2 separate regions of the Mus musculus genome follow, and region 2 is linked to region 1. Evidence: chromatin loops called from intact Hi-C (ENCODE). Cell type or tissue: gastrocnemius. All regions are shown on one strand. Links, peaks and the distances in the headings refer to the core of each region. The heading gives the core; the rest is flanking DNA.

Region 1 (9,284 bases), core at 740-8,739:
CTTAAATGAACCTTTGGTACTGGCTAATCAGCCATGGTATTTTCAGATATGAAACAGATAAAGAGCATACTGCATTTTTGTTTGAACTATACAAGCAGGAAAAAAAAAACAGCATACAAAACCAAAAGCAAATGAAAGAAAGACTACATTGGATTGTGGCAGAAAGAAATCAACCTGTGGATCAGTTTCCAGACTTGAGTCAGTTTGCAGATTTGAATGAAGGGCCAGCCAGGTTCTCCTTAGGAAGGACCTTGATAAAGTACCTAAAAGTTGTACTGTTAGGCTTTCTCCTTCCATAGAAAAATACAGCCTTTTACAAGGATAGCTGTAAACTGGGGGGAAAAGAAACAATCAGACTTTCCAGGGTCTATTGGATACTGGTTCTGAATTGATTCTGATTCCAGGACATCCCAAGAAACAATGTGGTCCATCAGTTAAAGTTAGGGCTTATAGAGGCCAGGTGATTTATGGAGTTTTGGTTGAAATCTGACTCAAAGTAGGTTCCCTGGGTCCCTGAACTCATCCCATGGTTATTTCCTCAATCCTAGAATACATATTTGGACATACTTAGAAATTGGCAGAATTCTCACATTCTGACTTGTAGAGTGAGTTTTGGAAAGGCTATCTATGGTTGAAAAAGCTAAATGGAAGCCTTTAGAATTGTCTGTACCAGGGAAAATAGTGAATCCAAAGCAGTATTGCATTCCTTGAGAAACTGCAGAAAATGGTGCAACCATCAAGGACTTGAAAGATGCAGGGGTTGTGGCTTCCATCACATCTCCCACTAACTCTCCTATCTGATTAGTGCAGAAGACAGATGGATCATGGAGAATGACAGCTGACTATCAAAAACTCAAGTAGTGGCTCCTATGCTGTTCCAATGTAGTGTCCTTAATTGAGAAGATTAACGCATCTCCTGGACCATGGTCTAGTATGTTGTATGCAGATATTGATATAACAAATAGCTTTCTCTTTATAACCCTGGCTGTCCTGGAACTCACTCTGTAGACTAGACTGGCCTCGAACTCAGAAATCCACCTGCCTCTGCCTCCCAAGTGCCGGGATTAAAGGCGTGCACCACCACGCCTGGCTAAGCATGTGTTTGTACATACATTTGTGGTTTTTGTTCCTCGATTTCTTTATCATATGATGTAACATCAATGAAGAGAGTATCAGTGTTTATAATATTTAAGTTTGAGATACTAAAAGAGATAATGCCATCTATTCTAAAATTTGCAATGCGTTTGTGTATGGAGTATAGTTATATCATGTTAGGTATAATTATGGTTTAAATATATAATGCATTTGTAATTAATTGTATGTAGGATAGTTTTTATCATGTTAGATGTAATTATGACCTAGTTATTGTTTTCATTTAGAAATTAAGCCTGACTTAAGGAGATAAGATTGTGTGTCAAGTTGACAAGGAGTGAACTTGTGATGGCTATTCTTGGTTGTCGACTTGACTACACCTGGAATTAACTAAAACCCAGGTGGCCTGGTACATCTATGAAGGACCTTCCTCCTCTTCCTTTTTCTTTCTTTCTTTCTTTCTTTCTTTCTTTCTTTCTTTCTTTCTTTCTTTCTTTCTCTCTTTCTTTCTTCCTTCCTTCCTTCCTTCCTTCTTTCCTTCCTTCCTTCCTTTCCTCCTCCTCCTCCTCCTTCTTCTTTCTTCTTTCTTCTTTCTTCTCCTCCTCCTTCTCCTTTTTCTCCTTCTTCTTCTCTTCCTCCTCCTCTTCTTCTTCCTCCTCCTTTTCTTTCTTTGTTTTTGTTGTTTTGTGTTTTTGAGACAGGGTTTCTCTGTGTAGCTCTGATTGTCCTGGTACCTGTTTCACAGAGATCCACCTGCCTCTGCCTCCTGAGCACTAAGATTAAAGAAGCATCCTACCACGCCTGGCCTGAGATATATATATATTTTTTCTTAATAAAGTCATTTGAAGTAGGAAGACCCACTTTTAATCTGGATCTTTTGAAGTTGAAAGATCCACCTTTAATCTGGGTCATATCTTCTAGTAGCAGCCTATATAAAGGACATGGAAGAAGGAAGCTTTCTCTCTCTGCCTGCTTGATCTTACTCTTGCTGGTAAATCCATTTCTCCACTGGCATTAGAGCTTACTTCTTCAGGATTCTGGTATATAGTGAAGACCATCTGAGACATCCCGCCTTGTGGACTGAATGGCTACTGGATTCTTATTTTGGCCCTCCATTGGTAAGACAGCTACTGTTGGACCACAACCAGTAAACCAGTCTAATAAATCCCATATGTGACTGCTCAGAGATTGTGGGCAGCCTGAGATACTTAGTGAAAACACTATCTCAAAACAAAGATACAAGCATCTGGAGATAAGGCTTAGTAAAAACATGCATGGCAAGTACAAGTTCAACCCTACTGTGTGACAGACATTTCCTGAGAAGATGTAACCAAGTATCTACCCACTCCAGAAAGGGACTAAGAGCAGAACACAGTATAGAGACCACCACAGTCCAATTTGGGGAACCAATGAGTCTTATTAGGGCTGCTTACAGAAACGTGGGTAGGGTCTTTCTTATAGGAACAGAAATGACTTAAAGACAGTAGCATCCCCAAAGAGCATCCCACCAAAGCTGGAAACCTGGAGCACACTGCACACTCTACAGCAGCTCACCATACTGTAGTGTTCTCTCTAGGTAGGTAGCTCAGTTGTTCTGAGCCTCTTCCAGGCTGCTTAGCTGGTCTTAAAGTTGGATTGTCTGAGGATGATTCTAAATCGTTCTTATTGATTACATATGCTTGGGGAGGGAGGGGTCTAGTGAATCTAGTCAGTTTCAGGAACCTTCTGAAGCTGTTTTGAGTTTGTACTTCCTGTCTGAAGGAGCTTCTCCACGGGATAGCATGTTTTACCTCTCCTTCGAACATTTTGCCTAAAAAATATGTTTCGCTTCCCTTTTCATATCCTATGTCTTATAGGATTTCTCTCCAAGAGAGAAGGTTCTGAGTGGAAACTGCTACCCAGCAACCCCCTAGAACACACATAAAGAGGCTGAGTTTGGGTGGCTGTGAACTTGCTCTCACAATGCTGAGAAGGGTAAGAGGGTGGCACTTACTCACCAGCCATTCTTGGCCTACTCAGCAAGCTGGGGCTGTGGAGAGAGACCAGGCTCCAGAGAAGGGGTGAGGTTGTTTGGCATTTGAGGAAGAATGCCACCCACACTTGTCCTCTGGGCTCCACAAGCACACCTGTGGAAGAGCGCAGCAATTGTTAAGGTTCAGATGGCAAGCACTCAGAAATTTCAAGAAGTTGTTTCAAGAGTCACAGTGCTGCTCCCCACGGTTATAGAAACAATATCAACTCCAATAGCTCTAGTGGTAGAGGTCAGTAGTCCACCGTCCTCATCCATGCGGAGATGGGTTTTTGCTGGTGCCTCTGCCTTTAGGGGTTTGTACTCCTAGAAGTAACCCCAATAAATCCACTGGCTGTTGAGAACAGGCTTCAGTAAAACTGTTGGTGCACTATCTAATGTTAACAGATGTCTGGTCTCACCAGGAAGTCACATATTACACACACACACACACAAAATAACAAAGTGTATTCATCAACCTGTACTGGAAAAGTCTCCTTTTTACTTCAATCTTTACTTCTGACTTCCGACAGTTACTTGAAGAGATTTAGAAACCGTGATTTCACGAAGGGGGTGTGTGTCATCGAAATAACATTGCCCTGCAAAGGCTTTTGCATTGAAATTAAAAGGCAGAGCCATACAAGATACCCAAGCTAAATCGAGTACAGCCGCGAGGGGAGAGACGGTGGGTGCTCAGAGGGGCGAGGGCACAGCTAAGAGGGTTCCTGGTAACTTGGAAAGGAGCGCGACAAATGAGTGAAAACGGGCAGAGGAGGACGGGACCGCAGCGAGAGCGCAGACAGAGGCGCGGCCAGCGGACACTGCGGAAACAAAGGTCGAGTCTCTGGGACAGCAGCACCGGGAGCAGCTAGGCCGCAGCGCGCGGACCGGGGGCGCGCGGGGCTGTGAAAGGGCGGGCGGCGCCAAGGAGGAGCCAGCGGCCGGCCCGGGCGAGCGGAGTCCGCCGTGGCGGGGCTGTGGCGAGGCGGGGCGAGGCGGGGCGGTGGCGGGGCGGGGCGGAGCGGGGGTGGGGCGGAGCCGGCCGGCGGCAGCGGGCTTGGCCTTAGCGAGCGAGCGCGCGCGGGGGCGGGGCCGGAAGCGCAGCGGCCGCGACGCGGACGCCGGGAGCGGCCGAGCGGGGAGGCTGTGGCTGGCGGGCGGGTGGGCACGGAGGCCGAGGCCGCGGCCCGGGCTCTCCGCGCCGCTGTGGAGGGCGCCCTGGCCCTAACCGAGCCGCAACAATACTAGGAGCGGGTCGCCGGACACGATCGGCGGGCGAGGGGGAAGCGGGACTACCGCTCCAGAGCGCTGCGGCGAGAGAGACTTTCGGAGCCTGGACGTGCTGGAGCACACAGAGCTGACTGAGGAAATTGTCTGAGAAAAAGGCCGATCTGAGGCTGGGTTAGGTGGAGGAACCTGCAAGTCGAAAGGGAAAAGAAGGTTTAAGATTTCCTGGGGGTTTGGCCAATGCTACCGTTTTGAAGGTAGAAAGCATTGCGCTTCAGGTGTTTTGTGATTGTTGTGTGTGTGTCTGCACAATTGGTTCATTTCAGAATTCAAAAACCTTTACTGTAGAAGAAGATGGTTGTTTTGTTTTGATTTTTAAAAGAAATCCGCAAATTTTGCTTCCCAGGGCTGCACTGGACCGTGTTGTGTACATACTGCTGTGTGGTTTTATTTATTTTAACTGTGCAAATCGTCTGGAAGATTTTTCTCCCAAGTGCCATTTCGGATTTGTTCAGCCTTTTTGTTTTGTTTTGTTTTGTTTTTGTTTTTCCTTCCCTGGAATAATTCTGCTGTTGGCATTTTAAGCATTTGGAAACCAGAGATTTTTTTTTTCAACCTTTGGAGCTTAAGGCTTCCCTGTCAACAGAAGGACAGCTGGGGAAACTGGATTGAAAGGATGGCTTTTATCTGTCTGCAACTAAGACTGATATTTTGAAGTCAGATTCTTTCTGTGGTTCAGTTTTTAGCCCGTAGGGCTAACCTTGAAGAGATTTGTGGTTAACAGTTTGGTTTCTAAGAAGGTCATAGTTTTTCCTCTCTTTTTTTCTTTTCATTTTCTTTTTTAAGACGAGGGAGGGGAAGGTTAAGGGTGAAGGAAGGAGGAGACCATGTTAACCGATAGAAGCAGAATAGCACTGCAGTTACCAGGGTCCTGACAGCTGGAAGAAACAAGGATTCAGTCTTCAACTTGGGAGGCCTTCCTCTCACCTTCCTTCAAAATTGCAAGGGACTCAGGCCTGATCAAGACGCCCAAAGAAACTACAGGATTCCAGAACTGTGGAGACACGGAGAAACCATGAGCATACGGTTGCCCCATAGTATAGACAGGTATGTTTAAATAATTGAGGATTTTTTTTTTCCAACACTTATTAAAATGACTGGGGGGGAAGTGTTGTGTTTGCCTGGCTGGGCTGTGGGATAGATAGGCTGTGGTCTATGAGGACTGTCAGTGTGTCAGTATATATGTTTCTGTACCCTCGGTGTGTGTTCATGTTCAAAATGTACCCCATAGTTGTGTGTCCTTTCTAACCAGTAAGCAGTGAGGCTGAGAGGAGGGGGTGATGCTTGCTGTGGCTTTTACCTTACACCAGGTATAAGGCTCACTCTGAGTCCCCCAGCTTGCTAGCCTAGGGATCAGGTTGGACCAAACCTGCTCATGTGAACCCACAGGGCTGAGTGGGGACTAGCTTTAGCTATCTGGGGAGGGTCGGGGGACGGCTGACAGGGCTGGGAGCCTCCATGAGGCTGATAGTTATGGAATGGTGGGGCACAGTGGTAGGTAGGGTGGTTCCCATTTAAAATGAGGAAGATGCTGTTGCCTGAAATGTTGGGACAGTGTCACCAGTGTCACCAGTGGTTGATAGAGCTCGGAAATGTTTAGGCCACATTAGGATTTCTTCTTCCAGTTGAGAGTTTAAATTGAGACCTACCAACAGGCTGATTGATGCTCCAGGTTTAATCTTCCAAGCTGTTCTCAATAAGCTTGACTCTGCAAAACAGGCCTTCCCTTTGCTTGAAGCCGGAAGGAGTTGTTTTGGCTCCTAGGCCCTTGAAATCAGCTGGAAGCACATGATGCCCCTTCCCCCATGAGCTGGGTCTGGCTTTGCAGTACAACTTTGGTAGGTGTCTGCCTGGCCATCCCTTCCCCTTTCCCTCTTCAACCCTTCCTCCTTAAAAGTCCTCTATGGAGGTGTGTTTTGTGGATATTCTATACGTCCTAACTGGATAGATAGGTAGGTGGTTGGAAACTAACAGTCCAATGGAAACTAGTATTTGTGAGGTAGGAAGGAATATCTGGAAGTCTACCTATCTATCTATCTATCTATCTATCTATCTATCTATCTATCTATCTATCTATCTATCTATCTATCTGTAAGTCAGCAGTTGCTCTCTCTGGGTCAGTTAACCTTTGGCTATACATGCTAATAGTAATTTCCTTTTGACTGTGGAGTGCGGCCTAAAACATAATGTCTCCCAAATACCACCTCTGTGTTGTCTCAGGGTCCCAGTTAGATCTGTTTAGTAGTGGGGGTTGGGGGCGGGGAAGGAACTGCCTTGCAGTCGGGAAGAGCGGGCAACCACGGAGGCAATGTGGCTAGCTGGCATCTCCCTTCCCTTTTCCATTGTGGTCTTCTGAAATTTGGCCCTGGGAAAGGATAACTGAAGCTGTCAGAGTAAGAAGGTGAAGGGTTTGCATGTCTGCCCTTCTCTCCCTCTTCTTAGACCTGGGGGATTAGTATACTCAAATTAAGATTTGAGGTGATGAATAATTTCTGTTAGTTCAGGGGTGTGAGCAGATGGGAACCAGGAATTGAGGGGTGTGAGAAGGAGGCAGTGAGGGCTTCTGGGTTAATGTGAGATGTTCCTCTAGAAGCTTGCATGACTTCACAGATACAGACCTCAGGCTCCCAAGTGCTCTCCTTAGCACGCTGCTTCCTTGAACCTTATGATGTATCTGTGAGGTAGACAAGCCGGAAGTCACTGCTCACATTTTGCAGATGAGGCGACTGAGTGGATTCCCGGTTTGTTCAGTGCCATTTAGCGTTATCTGAGGAGTGTCAGGATCTAGTGTAAAATCTTAAGTTCCAGTTCTGAATCCCTGTTCTTCCTGTTGCCCATCCTGTCTGCAGAGGTTTATAGACTCACCATTTAGAATGGGTAAGGCACCATTTTGCTCTCTCTGGCAGTTGTCAAGTGTCCCCCTGTACTTTGTACCTATAATCTCTGGAGTTAAAGCAGTGTGTTATTCCATGGGAAGGCCTTGCTTGCTTTTACCGTGCCTGACTCTCTGCCACAGTCAGTCCTGAAACTGAAGTCCCCTTCTGGCTTTGTCTTGCTGGCCTCCCTGATCTTGCAGTAATAGAGTCAAAGTACACTGTTGAACTTGATGTCGCAGGCTCTGTACCTTGTGAATGTAAATAATTCACAATCTTTTTTTTTTTTTTTTTTTTTTTGTCACCCCAGCTGGCTTCCCAACTTGCTGTGTATCTGGGACTTTCAATCTTGCTTCCGCCTCCTGCATGATAATTTAGTCTGATGCCACACTGGAGTAACAGATTAGAAGGAAGTGTTTCGAATTATGGTGTCAGGAATTCTATTCTCTTTTAGCTTGCCAATATATTGTGTGAGATGGTGTCAGGGTTTTAGAAAATTATTCGTTTCTTCCTGAGAGCAGGCGATCTAATTGGAAAGTAGACACCGTGCGTGGCACATGCTTATGACTCCAGCACTTGGGAAGCTGAAGCAGGAAGGATTACAAGGCTGAAGCCTGTGCTACTTAGAGAGTTTGAGGCCAGCCTGAGTTTCACCCTGGCTCAACAATACAACACCCCAAAGGCCACAGAAGTACTAGTCCGCTCTGAATGCAGGGGCTGTGTTGTTTGGCTTGCTTTTGTCCTATCTGCTAAGTTCAGTGCTTGGTATGCAGTCAGTGATCCGTAAACACTCCAGACTTGTGTTGAGGTTAAGTGAACTTACCAAAAAGTGTGAATTCATCCACCGAAAGTTGTTTTAATGACTTGGTTATGTGGTTAATCTAGGGTAAACTTCAGCAAAAACTTCCTTGGCGTTACGTATTTTCTAGGAGATAAGAGGACAGGCTGGAGGATCATATAGCTAGAGACTGAGTGTGCCTTAAATAAAGCCTGGGCTACCTGTTTGGCAGCCTTTTACATCAGTTTTCTCCTGTTGAGTCATGGAAGTCATGTTGAGTCATACGGGAGTCATGGAGCGTTTTTTTTTGGATGATTTCTCTCTTTGTGATCATCGGTTGTAAGAGATGAGATGAGATGTGGCTACCCCTGTCCTCGAAGGGGTAAAAAATAATATCTTTTTTGCCCTTCATCTTAATTTCAATATTTTCTGAAAATGTGTTTGGTATTGTAAATAGAGATTATGCCCAATACCTCGGGGTAAATGTTCTTGGGGCTGGGCAGGGTAGGAGTTTGTATCTATAGAACAGCTTTTCTCTGCACAAAGGTAGTTCATGTGAAGACCAAACTAGAAAAAAACACAGTTATGCCAAGAATTCTTGGTCTTCTCCATTTATTTCCTCCTGTGTAGGACAGCAATTCCACACAAGTGTTAGCTCCAGTTCACACGATTCTGGGTTTGCTATTTGAAATTTGCTTACTATATCTCCTTCCAGGGCTGTTGAAAGGCGCAAACCAGATGAGAGAAGACATTCCAAATTGCTTTTTAAATTATGAAACTATCTAAATTCTATGTGGTAAATTCATGGCTTTGTCTTAGCTTTGTGTACTACTTCATGACTTAAATAATCTAAAACAACCTAAAGCTGGTATGGTGGAGCACACCTTTAATCTCAGCGCTTGGGAAGGAGAGGCAGATGGATCTCTAGAAGTTCAAAGCTAGGATGGTCTACAAATCAAGCCTGGGGCCAGCCAGGGCTACGTATTGAGACCTGTCTCAAAACAACAACAATAATAATGATTTTAAAAGTTAAGAAGTATCATAAAATTCTATTATTTTGAGAAATTAAGAATGAACAGGATTGTTGTTGTTGCAGAAATATACAAGGTGAGAAGAACAGAAGATAATACTGGGTTGGGTGTATAGCTTAGTTGGTAGTTAGTTAGTAGTTGTTGCTGGGCTGTGGGAAGAACTAGGTTCAGTCACCAGTCATTCCTATAATGTCAGCACTCCAGAAGTAGAGGCA
Region 2 (9,284 bases), core at 692-8,691, 93 kb before region 1:
GTTTAGATCTTTTATTGTGCTATGGTCTTTCCATGGCCCATCATAAATTTTCATGTAGGTATGACACATTTTATGATGAAAAAACATTGACTGGGTTGTAAGTTAAGTGGTGAACTTGGAGTCACCATGAGGGTTTAAAAAGGAGCTGGTGGCACTGGGTGAGAGGCTAAAGAAATGACGTTGATGTTCACTCATCTCCAAGATCCTGGGACACAAACAGACAATTCTTACAGCAAAGCTCTTCTAAAGTAAGGAGGCAACAGACTTTAATTAACTTCCTGAGAGACATCACTTGTGGCAGGCTCAAAATGAGTGTAGCTGGTGTGTACTAGACTATGACCCCATGTCTCTGTCGCAGCGCTTGTCGTTTTATAGGCGATTATACAAGAGAAAGAGATAAACAAAATTCCTGTCCTCTCCAGATGGCAAGTGGCACTGATAGTAATGAAAAAGAAGAGAATGAGAGCCAGATGTGAACAGTGGATAAATATTCAATTTTAAAATGTTTGTGTAGCGAGCAGGTCAAGGTTTGGAAAACAAATGCCAGGTCTTGGAAAGCACAATCTAGATGGGTTCCCACCACAAGCTAGCCGGCTGCTCCCACTGCTTCCATGGGCTTCCTGGAAGAAGCAACACATAGACTGACAACCAAAGGTTTCAGCAGGGGAATCTTTCTCCTGAGCTGCCAGGAATAAAACAAAGCCAAAATAGCCCGAGCAGTCATTTCCTCATGTAGATCCTGTTCTCCCATCCTGCTCCTCATGATCTCTCTCTCACTACCCTCTCCACTGTGCTGATCTGAAGGGGAACTAAGACTTAAAAAGGGGAAATGAGAGGCCGGGGTATTTGTGGACTGTGAGGGATGTAGAATCCCGGAGAGTCCTTGAGTCCCCAAGTCATTGCAAATAAGTAGCCAAGCTCTCTGCTCCTCCTGGCTTGGCTGTAACCTGGAGCAAAGCTACTTCTGCTTTGGACCCACTTAACCTTTTAACTGGGGATCCCCAATCATGTTACCGACATTAATTCCTCTATCCTTACAATGACCTTAGGTTGATGGGAAAAACAAACCAAACTGAGCTTACAAGCTAGTCTAGTCCAACATGCCAAAATGCAAATAACATCTAGTCCAACTTTATTCTATAATTTATCTTCACTTTACTGAGGAGCACACTGCGGTATTAGAGGTGTAAATAACACCAATTTTATATCAGCCTTCGTGTCTTTGAGTTCATCTCTATCAATCATATTTTAGTATCTTTTTTTCTTCTTCTTCCTGGAATTTATTTATTTGCTCAGAGCATCATGTACTCCAGGTTGGTTTTAAATTCAGCATGTAGAGGAAGAAGATCTTCAACTCTTGGTCTCCTACTTCCCAAGTGCTGGGATTAGTGTTAGCTGGCACACTCCTCTGTGTACTGCTAGGAGTCTAACGTGGAGTCTTGTGTTTAACAGACAAGCACTCTGCCAACTGAGAATGTCCCATCCCCCACCCCCAGAACATCTTAGCATGATCACTTGACTGAGAAACTGAAACAGAGAATGACTGGCATGCATCACCCAAGGCTAGGCATCAGAAAGTAAGAAACCCAAAAGCCTGAATTCTGGGGACAAAAATACTTTTTTCTCATTAGATTATGAACCAAGTTTAAAACACTGAATCTACTCAAAGTTTGTAAAATTATGTGGTAACTGCTGTCAAGTTTGAGCTCTTGATACCAAGAATAGTGTGGAATCAGAGATGGTGGTAAAAGTAATTATGATCCAGAGTTTAGAAAGGCTATTATACTCTGTCCTCACCAAGAACATCAGTAGTGTCCCGTCTTAGCTAGGAGGAGGTGGACACTCAGGGGATGCTAATAGTGTCCAGTCAGAGAACAGATAGCAAACACAGAACAGGGACTGAAGCCTGGGTCTTGGAAGTCCAAGTTCAGGAAGGATACACTTTGGGGGGGGTGAGGTGTCCTGCCTTCTAGAGGTGACTAAGAAGTGGGTGCAGGAACACTCACCAGAGCCTCCACCTGACAGCAGAGGAAGAGGCATCTTTGGGTGCTTCTAGCGAAGGGACAGAGCCTATGTGGTGGCCTGCAAGCTAAGGCAAACACTCTAGGAAGAAGAAGTATGTCCATGACACAAGTCCTCGGAATAGAAACAGCAGCCTCTGCAAGAGTAGACAGGAGAGACTTTTATTATACACATGTTCAGGTAGGTTCAGGGTGTGGAAACCTTTGAGTGCATAAATAAAAATGGGAGCAGTTAAGTAATGCAAGCTGGAGGTAGGGAGAGGATTCCAATCCAGGAGGGGTTGTTGGAAGGAAAATAGAATTTCCTCTCTGATTTGTTTTGTTTTGTTTTGTTTTGTTTTTTGAGACAAGGTCTCATGTCACTCAGACCATCCCCAAACTCTCTGTATGGATGCTGGTCTTGAACTTCTGATCTTCCTCTACCTCCCAAGTGACTGGAATCAGTCATATGTCACTATGCCCTGCTCTTCTTTAGATTTAGGAATCAGAGAATAGCTGTATTTTAGTAAGAATGGAATTTTGAGAATGCATGGCTTAGAACGGAACCTGATCCTAGATGTGGGACAATTACAAATATGGGTGGGGAGGGGGAGGAAGGCAGCGTCAAAGTTACTTTGAGCAACTGGAAATTCAAGAGTGATTACAAGATAGCTTGACTAGTAGGCTATATCTAAGTGTTTCCACGCCCGTACTTGTAGAAGGTACATGCTCTCCCCATTTCAAGAGCATAAAGAATCTTCAACTTGTAAAAGCCTGTTTGCAACAGATGATGATGGCAGCCATGGAGTGGTGTACACAGTAGATAGGGACTTTGGTAAACTAGGTAGGAAGTCCCTATCCGTCCCAATCTGCCCCCTCCAGATCCCTCCCAGGTTCTGTCACACTGTTAAGGTTTCCAGTGAGCAACCCAAACCTTTGTATTGTCCAGTTTGCTTTATCAAAGCTAAATTCCCCTGTTAAGTTTCAGGCGATTAACTAAGTTCTCAGAATATGAACTCTGTTGAAATCTGCTGTGACATAAACATTTCTCAAGATATCAGTTCAGGCTCAAGCCAAATACTGAGGCCAGTTCATCTGTGTAAAGTGCGTTTATTCATCCTCTGTGACCCTAGTTAGAGAAATAGCCATAGAAAAATCTAGAGGAACTATCTACAGAAAGTATCCCCATACTCTGGCTACCAGTCCTCGATTATTGCTGGTGCTAGCCGTGCCCACCTAACCCATGAGCTGAAGGTTGGCAACCTCAGTTTCTGAAGAAACCGCTCATTCTGATCGCCTTGGTTTCGGAGTTGACAATGACTAAGGTTTGCATGAATGGTGTGAGACTTTGAGGATTCTTATCAGTCTCAAGATCATTTTCTCACCACCTAACCATATGCTATATTTACACTGTGCCATCCTCCGTCCTAAGTCGTAGAACATGGTGTTCACACATTAAATATCAAGGAAGTACTTATTGTAATCTCCTACGCAATAAGATACTACTAAACATCTAAAGGTGTCCACGGGAATACTCCAAAAATACTACATTCAAACAGAAGAGGAAGTGACAGTGACTACTTAACCGAGGTAACAAAGCCCATCAGTAGTTGAAGGCAAGAGGACTAAAATGTTATGTTCATTTCGCTCGGTGGTTCTCAGCCTTCCTAATGCTGTGACCCTTTAATACAGTTCCTCATGTTGTGGTGACCCCAACCATAAAATTATTTCCGTTCCTACTTCATAACTGTAATTTTGCTACTGTTATGAATTGCAATGTAAATAGGTTTAGACATAGGGGCTTACTAAAGGGGGTCAACCCACAGGTCGAGAACTGCTGATTCGGCTAAACCCTAGCATTTGTTCTGTAGACCCAAACATAGAAAATGGTGTTCTAGACTGGACAGAAGATGGAAACCATTATAAAGCAATTTCTATGCTCAGAGTGCTCATATTTCTAATCCTCTCAATGGTATTTAAATTTTGTTCATTTTACTGACTTTCAAACTAGAAGGGGCGGGAAAACTAGACCTCACCAACACTAGTCCTTCCTTTTTAAGCAGGTAAGGTAACCTTAGGCCATACTGAGTACTGAACTTATCTCAAGACCTCAAGAACTATCAATTATTAGTCTTGCATTGTGACACATATCTTTAATCCCAACAAGTGTGAGGCAGAGGCAGGCAGATCTCTGTGAGTTCGAGGCCAACCTGGGTCTCTACATAGTGCTTTCTAGGGCAGTCAGAGATACATTGTCAAGACCTCTGGCAAAACAAACAAAACAGTAGTAGAAGCCAGAAGGCCAGTTGTGGTAGTATATACCTATAATCCTACACACACAAGTACAGCATGAGATAATTACAAATTCATTGGCCAGTCTGGGAAGGGAGGTGCTAATAGGCATATCCAAAGCTAGAAGCCAACCTTTGATACAAATCATGGTAAGACTTCCATGTTCTGTGTCGTTCCCAGGAGGGAAAGGTTGTGATTGCATAAAGTTGTTGCTACGCACTCGTGCACTCGATGAAGACTTCAATTCTGCCTCTCATCTTCGCCTTCCCCCACTTTTCACCACTTTTCACTCTCATCCACTTAACCTTTACTGGTCCCAACACTGCCTCTGGAGGGAAACTAGGGCTGGGAACCATTTGGAATTACGGAAGCTGATTTCACATCCCTTATCACTAACTCTTGAACAAAATTTGTCTGGGACAAAATTGTAATTGCTTAATCGGGAACAAAAGGCAAAGGGAAAGGGAGGGGGGAGCGGTGTTTGAATGGCAAAGTCGTGCACGCTGTAACACTTGGACGAGGCAGATCAGGACTAAAAATGGAACAGTGCAAGGCAAGGCCAACTTCGCACGTGCCTCTGAAGCTCCTGTGCTCCTGTCAGCGCGGAAGAGCCTTCCTTCTGCAGAGGGTTCCAGCCCCGCGGCCTCCGAGCCACGGAGGGGCACCGGTACCTTCTGGGCGGAAGCCGTGCCGCTCACGACACCGCCCCCTCCCACCCTGGCCCAGAGTGGAAGTGACGAAAGCCGCCGCGGAGTCACTTCCTTCTGGGTGGATGAGGAGGAGCCCGAGCTGCCGCGGAGGAGCCCGAGTGGAGACGGACGGCGCCGGAGAGGTGAGACTGGTGGCGTCGGCGGTCGCGGCCCGCGCGGGCAGGACGGAAGGGACGCGGATGAGGGCGGCCGTGGAAGCCGCTGCGGACCAGCGGGAGCGGCGAGCCCCGCCGCAGGCCGGGAGGGTGACCGAGCGCCCTGGGGGAGTCGCGAACACCTGCAGACGCGCCTGCGGGCTCCGAGGGGCTGGATGGGCACATCGGGGGCCGGAGGATCGAGGAGAGGGTGCCCGGCTCGGGCGTCGGCCAGCGCGAGCCCACGGACACCAGGCTGAAGGGTGTTCTGGAGCAGGGAAAGGGCCCTGCGATCCGACAGCGCAGGGTAGGAGTTAGTCCCGGACAGTGTCCCAGAGCCTTGGAGAAATCGGTGTCTCTTCAACCCCATCATCACGGAAATGGGAGAGGAAGCTCTGCCCAGCCCTGGTGCCTTGTTACTTGTGTATATCCTGTGTGTGCCACTGTCTGTCTGTTGCCTCTTTCCTTGAGCCATTTGTCAGCTCCTGGATCCCGAGGGTTGTCATGGACTGAAACTTACTGTTCTCCTTAGTGTATTTGTCGTCAACGAAAATGCAGAACACCTAGAGGAATTCTAGGTTAGATGAAATTTCCAAGATTAGGAATTTGTCCCACCCCACCCTGGGGCCTCTGAAGCACCTGCAGTTGCTCCAGACCTGCTCTGGTTGGTGCCGGGGGCTGTCCACCCTGCAGGGTAATGAGAGTAAGTCAGGTCTCTCCTCCTCCGTCATTCCCGGTCAGTTTCACCCTCTCCTCCTATTCGCTGAAGGACTGACACAAAGCTGTCTGCTGCTGGGAACGGGAAATTTATTGAGGAACTATAAATCTGCATGGAATGAATTCAGATCCTAGCAAGATGCCTTCCTCCACCGGCCAGGCGATCTGAAGTACCTACTTTACCCTTTTTATTTCCCTGTTAAGTAGATGGCATAACATTTTTTTTCACAAAATTTTAGGAAAGTGACATGTTTCTTGTATGGAGTGGCTGTACACAGGACATGTTTACTTTCTGTATCTCAGAATACTGTTGGAAGGTGAGCCCAGTTTCTGACTGGAAGATGTCCTTCTCACACAATTCAAGAAATACGTAGGATCGGATGTTCCTTTTTGAATAGGGGATTTGGATTTTTTTTTTTCTCCCACTTCTTAAGTTGGTGTGTCTGGGTGAATTCAGGCTTGTGTATCTTGGCATCTGGGCTTGTCTACCAACAGAAAACAAACTGTGTGGCTTGCTTTTGCTGCCGTTTTGGACTTCTTTCACTGTTCCCTTCCCTCTCTTATGTCGGAGGGTCGGTTGGTCACAAGGAAGAAAGCAGATATTAAGGACAGTGTTTACACTTTGCGGCTAAGGTCAGGTGAGAGATAATTATGGCTTTTGAGGTGGATGACCCAAGGACCATCATTTGAGGACATGAGGATTACTAGTTTAGAGGTGACATGTTTGAAAGGTTAAAGAAGGCTTTGAAACGAAGTAAAGGCAACAAGAAGGATGTTGGGGGGGGGGAACTGTGACCCTCCCCCCCAAAAAAGCCTTAATTAGATAATTCATAACATCTCAAAATAGTAGTGTGACTTGTCTCTCTCAGCAGGAGGGCGAAAATGAAAGCAGGCTGTAGCATCGTGGAAAAGCCAGAAGGAGGTGGAGGTGAGCAGAAGTTCGTCATCGTCGCTGATAGATCTGGAATGTCCCTTGGTGCTTCCTGTTCTCCCTACTTGGGCTTAGTTGACAAATGCTAGACCACGACCGAAGGTCTCACAGCTGTCTAGATCTTGGTAGAGTGGCTGTAGGCCTGTTTCCTATGAATAAGCATATAGCTTTCGCACCCTACACACGTTTACTGCACGTTTTCGTGTCTGGGGATAAGGTGCCTTCTGCCATATGTCCCTAAAACATTAGTTTATCTTTCTTCTTTGTTCCTTTTTGACCTATCGTGTCAAATAGGTAATCTACATGGAAAGGTCACGAATTAGGGTATATAGGCACTGCTGCCCAACTTGTGTTAGATATCAGTGATTGCCACAAGTATGGGTAATTTCTCCATCCTTTCCTCTCCTCTTCGTGCTGAGCCTAGCTGACTGGAAGGGTGTGTTTGCCAAGTACTCTAGAGACTGTGAGCCGTGGAATGTGGAGGTGGGGGTACTGGCATGTTTGTACCTAACTCCTAGCTACTTTGATCTTGCCCTCTTTCCCACACAAGGGTATCAGTTTCCGGATTGGGCCTACAAAGCCGAGTCGTCGCCGGGCTCCCGGCAGATCCAGCTGTGGCACTTCATCCTGGAACTGCTGCAGAAGGAAGAGTTCCGCCATGTCATCGCCTGGCAGCAGGGAGAGTACGGGGAGTTTGTCATCAAGGATCCAGATGAAGTGGCTCGCCTCTGGGGCCGCAGGAAGTGCAAACCACAGATGAACTATGACAAGCTGAGCCGGGCCCTCAGGTGAGAGAAATGAGCCCCCAGATGTGTGGCATTAACAAAGTTGGAAAGAGAGTGTGCAGTTCTGTGACTGTTATCAGAAAGGGTATCAGGTGATGAAGGACTGCGCTCCTCGAGTGGTGTGTGACTTGAAAGTGTGAGAAAAGAGGTGTCGGGTCTGAGTGGCCTAGGAGGTGAAGGGGGTGGGAGGGAGTTCCAATGTGGCTGGCACTGGCTCCTGACAGCTGGTTCTGCTTTGTAGTGGGTAAGAATACATGGCGAAACATGGACTCGGACTCACTGATAATCCACAGGATTAGTGTAGACTTCCCTGTTGGGAAATTCCTACCATTTCTTTGCTGTAGGCTCTTCTATAGAGGAATCGAGAAGGGAAAAACCGAGTATGGCAGGGAGGTTTGCCTGAGTGGCTCTGAGCCCAGCTGCTCACGTACCCGGGCCGCAGCCTGCATGCCTGCATGTCTTCTCTGTCAGCTTTTAAACTTTATAACTCTTCTGTCCTCAAGGGGCCAGCAGGTAGTTGATGATATCTGCTACATAATAGACGCCAGAGATTCCATTCTCAGTAGTGAGAGTGTAAAATCTAGGCAGTGAAATGTTATCTGGAGCCTCCCACATCCTATGTGTGCCACATTAAAGGTGCAGAAGGCCAGGGTGGTGGTGGTGGTTCCCAGCTCATCCCATATCCCACTTGCTACTGTAAAACAGGTTTCCGGCGCTTTGCTTCTTCCTTGCGCTTGGGCTCCTGACTGACCTCGGGAGGTTTCCCTGAAGACTTGTCAGACCCAACCAGGGCAAGACAGAAAGCAACTGCACAGTTAGTTTTATTCACAGTGGAGCAGGAAGGAAGTGGACTGTAGATCGAAACTGTAGAGAAATGAGACGGTGAGTGGTTAGAACCAAGGAAGGCGTTTGGGATCTTAAAGCAGAGTCGTCAAGCTCTGGCCAAAGACTACAGCCAGGCTGACACTGGAGTTAGCGCTTAGGTCTGCAAGGCCTAACTCCAGGGCCAGGCGACAAAGGGATGCTGGAGGTTTTTGTAAGCAGTGCTTAAGAGCCAGGATTGGTCTTGGTAATTACTTGAGTGTAGCAAATGCTGAACCGTGTGTCCTTCCTTTGTAGATACTATTACAACAAGAGGATCCTTCATAAAACAAAAGGGAAAAGGTTTACTTACAAGTTTAACTTCAACAAGCTCGTGATGCCCAACTACCCGTTCATCAACATTCGCTCGAGTGGTAAGATGCAGGCAAGCACCTGTGATGGAGAGTGGGTTTGAATTCTAAAAGAATTTTTAAAAGCCCAAATCTGAGACATTCCCCGTGTAAGGAGATGTTTAGAAGCAGTGAAGTAACGTGATCCCCTAGACTACCTCAAGCCCTCCTTACTCATCTATGGGGGTAGTGGGCTGCGCGGGGCTCCGATGAGCTGTGCGGGGCTCCGATACGCTTGCTTCCCCCTTTATATGAACTATTTTCAGTCTCCTGGAGAGCAACTGAACTCAATTTGGGGAATGAGCCCATAGGTTTATGTTGTGTTTTAAGTTCAAGACTCTGTTTTAACACCTTGCCCAGTGGCTGTTTCATAGCTGTGAACCTGTTTCTACAAACGTTTCCGATTTTCTATGAAACTACATGCTCTCCCTTATCACGTGAATGCCATCAAAACCACAGCATCCTTGATCGGAGAAGGGGAAGTTGACGTGTTCGCAGTGAAAG

What was found. Hi-C counts contacts between places; a loop is a spot of excess contacts. Peaks named below come from ENCODE experiments on the same cell type or tissue, not always from the same donor. Only the 100,000 strongest peaks of a DNase experiment are listed, where the experiment ranks them.
Region 2: it touches region 1 in a loop (2.9-fold over the local background); 7 of 42 quality-filtered maps call a loop at or near these places.

What each region holds. Positions count from the first base shown.
Region 1 is chr3:87,613,359-87,622,642 of GRCm38, forward strand. Arhgef11 (Rho guanine nucleotide exchange factor (GEF) 11) reads left to right here and starts at 4,201. Exons shown (of 40, transcript NM_001003912.2): 1 at 4,201-5,434. The coding sequence starts at 5,403. In gastrocnemius, for the core only: no CTCF peak of the experiment used is centred there; a DNase peak (open chromatin) is centred at 4,125; H3K4me3 peaks cover 4,128 bases; H3K27ac peaks cover 3,272 bases.
Region 2 is chr3:87,520,536-87,529,819 of GRCm38, forward strand. Etv3 (ets variant 3) reads left to right here and starts at 5,043. Exons shown (of 5, transcript NM_001083318.2): 1 at 5,043-5,124; 2 at 6,723-6,781; 3 at 7,335-7,572; 4 at 8,689-8,804. The coding sequence starts at 6,736. In gastrocnemius, for the core only: a CTCF peak has its summit at 5,009; a DNase peak (open chromatin) is centred at 5,026; H3K4me3 peaks cover 2,096 bases; H3K27ac peaks cover 1,790 bases.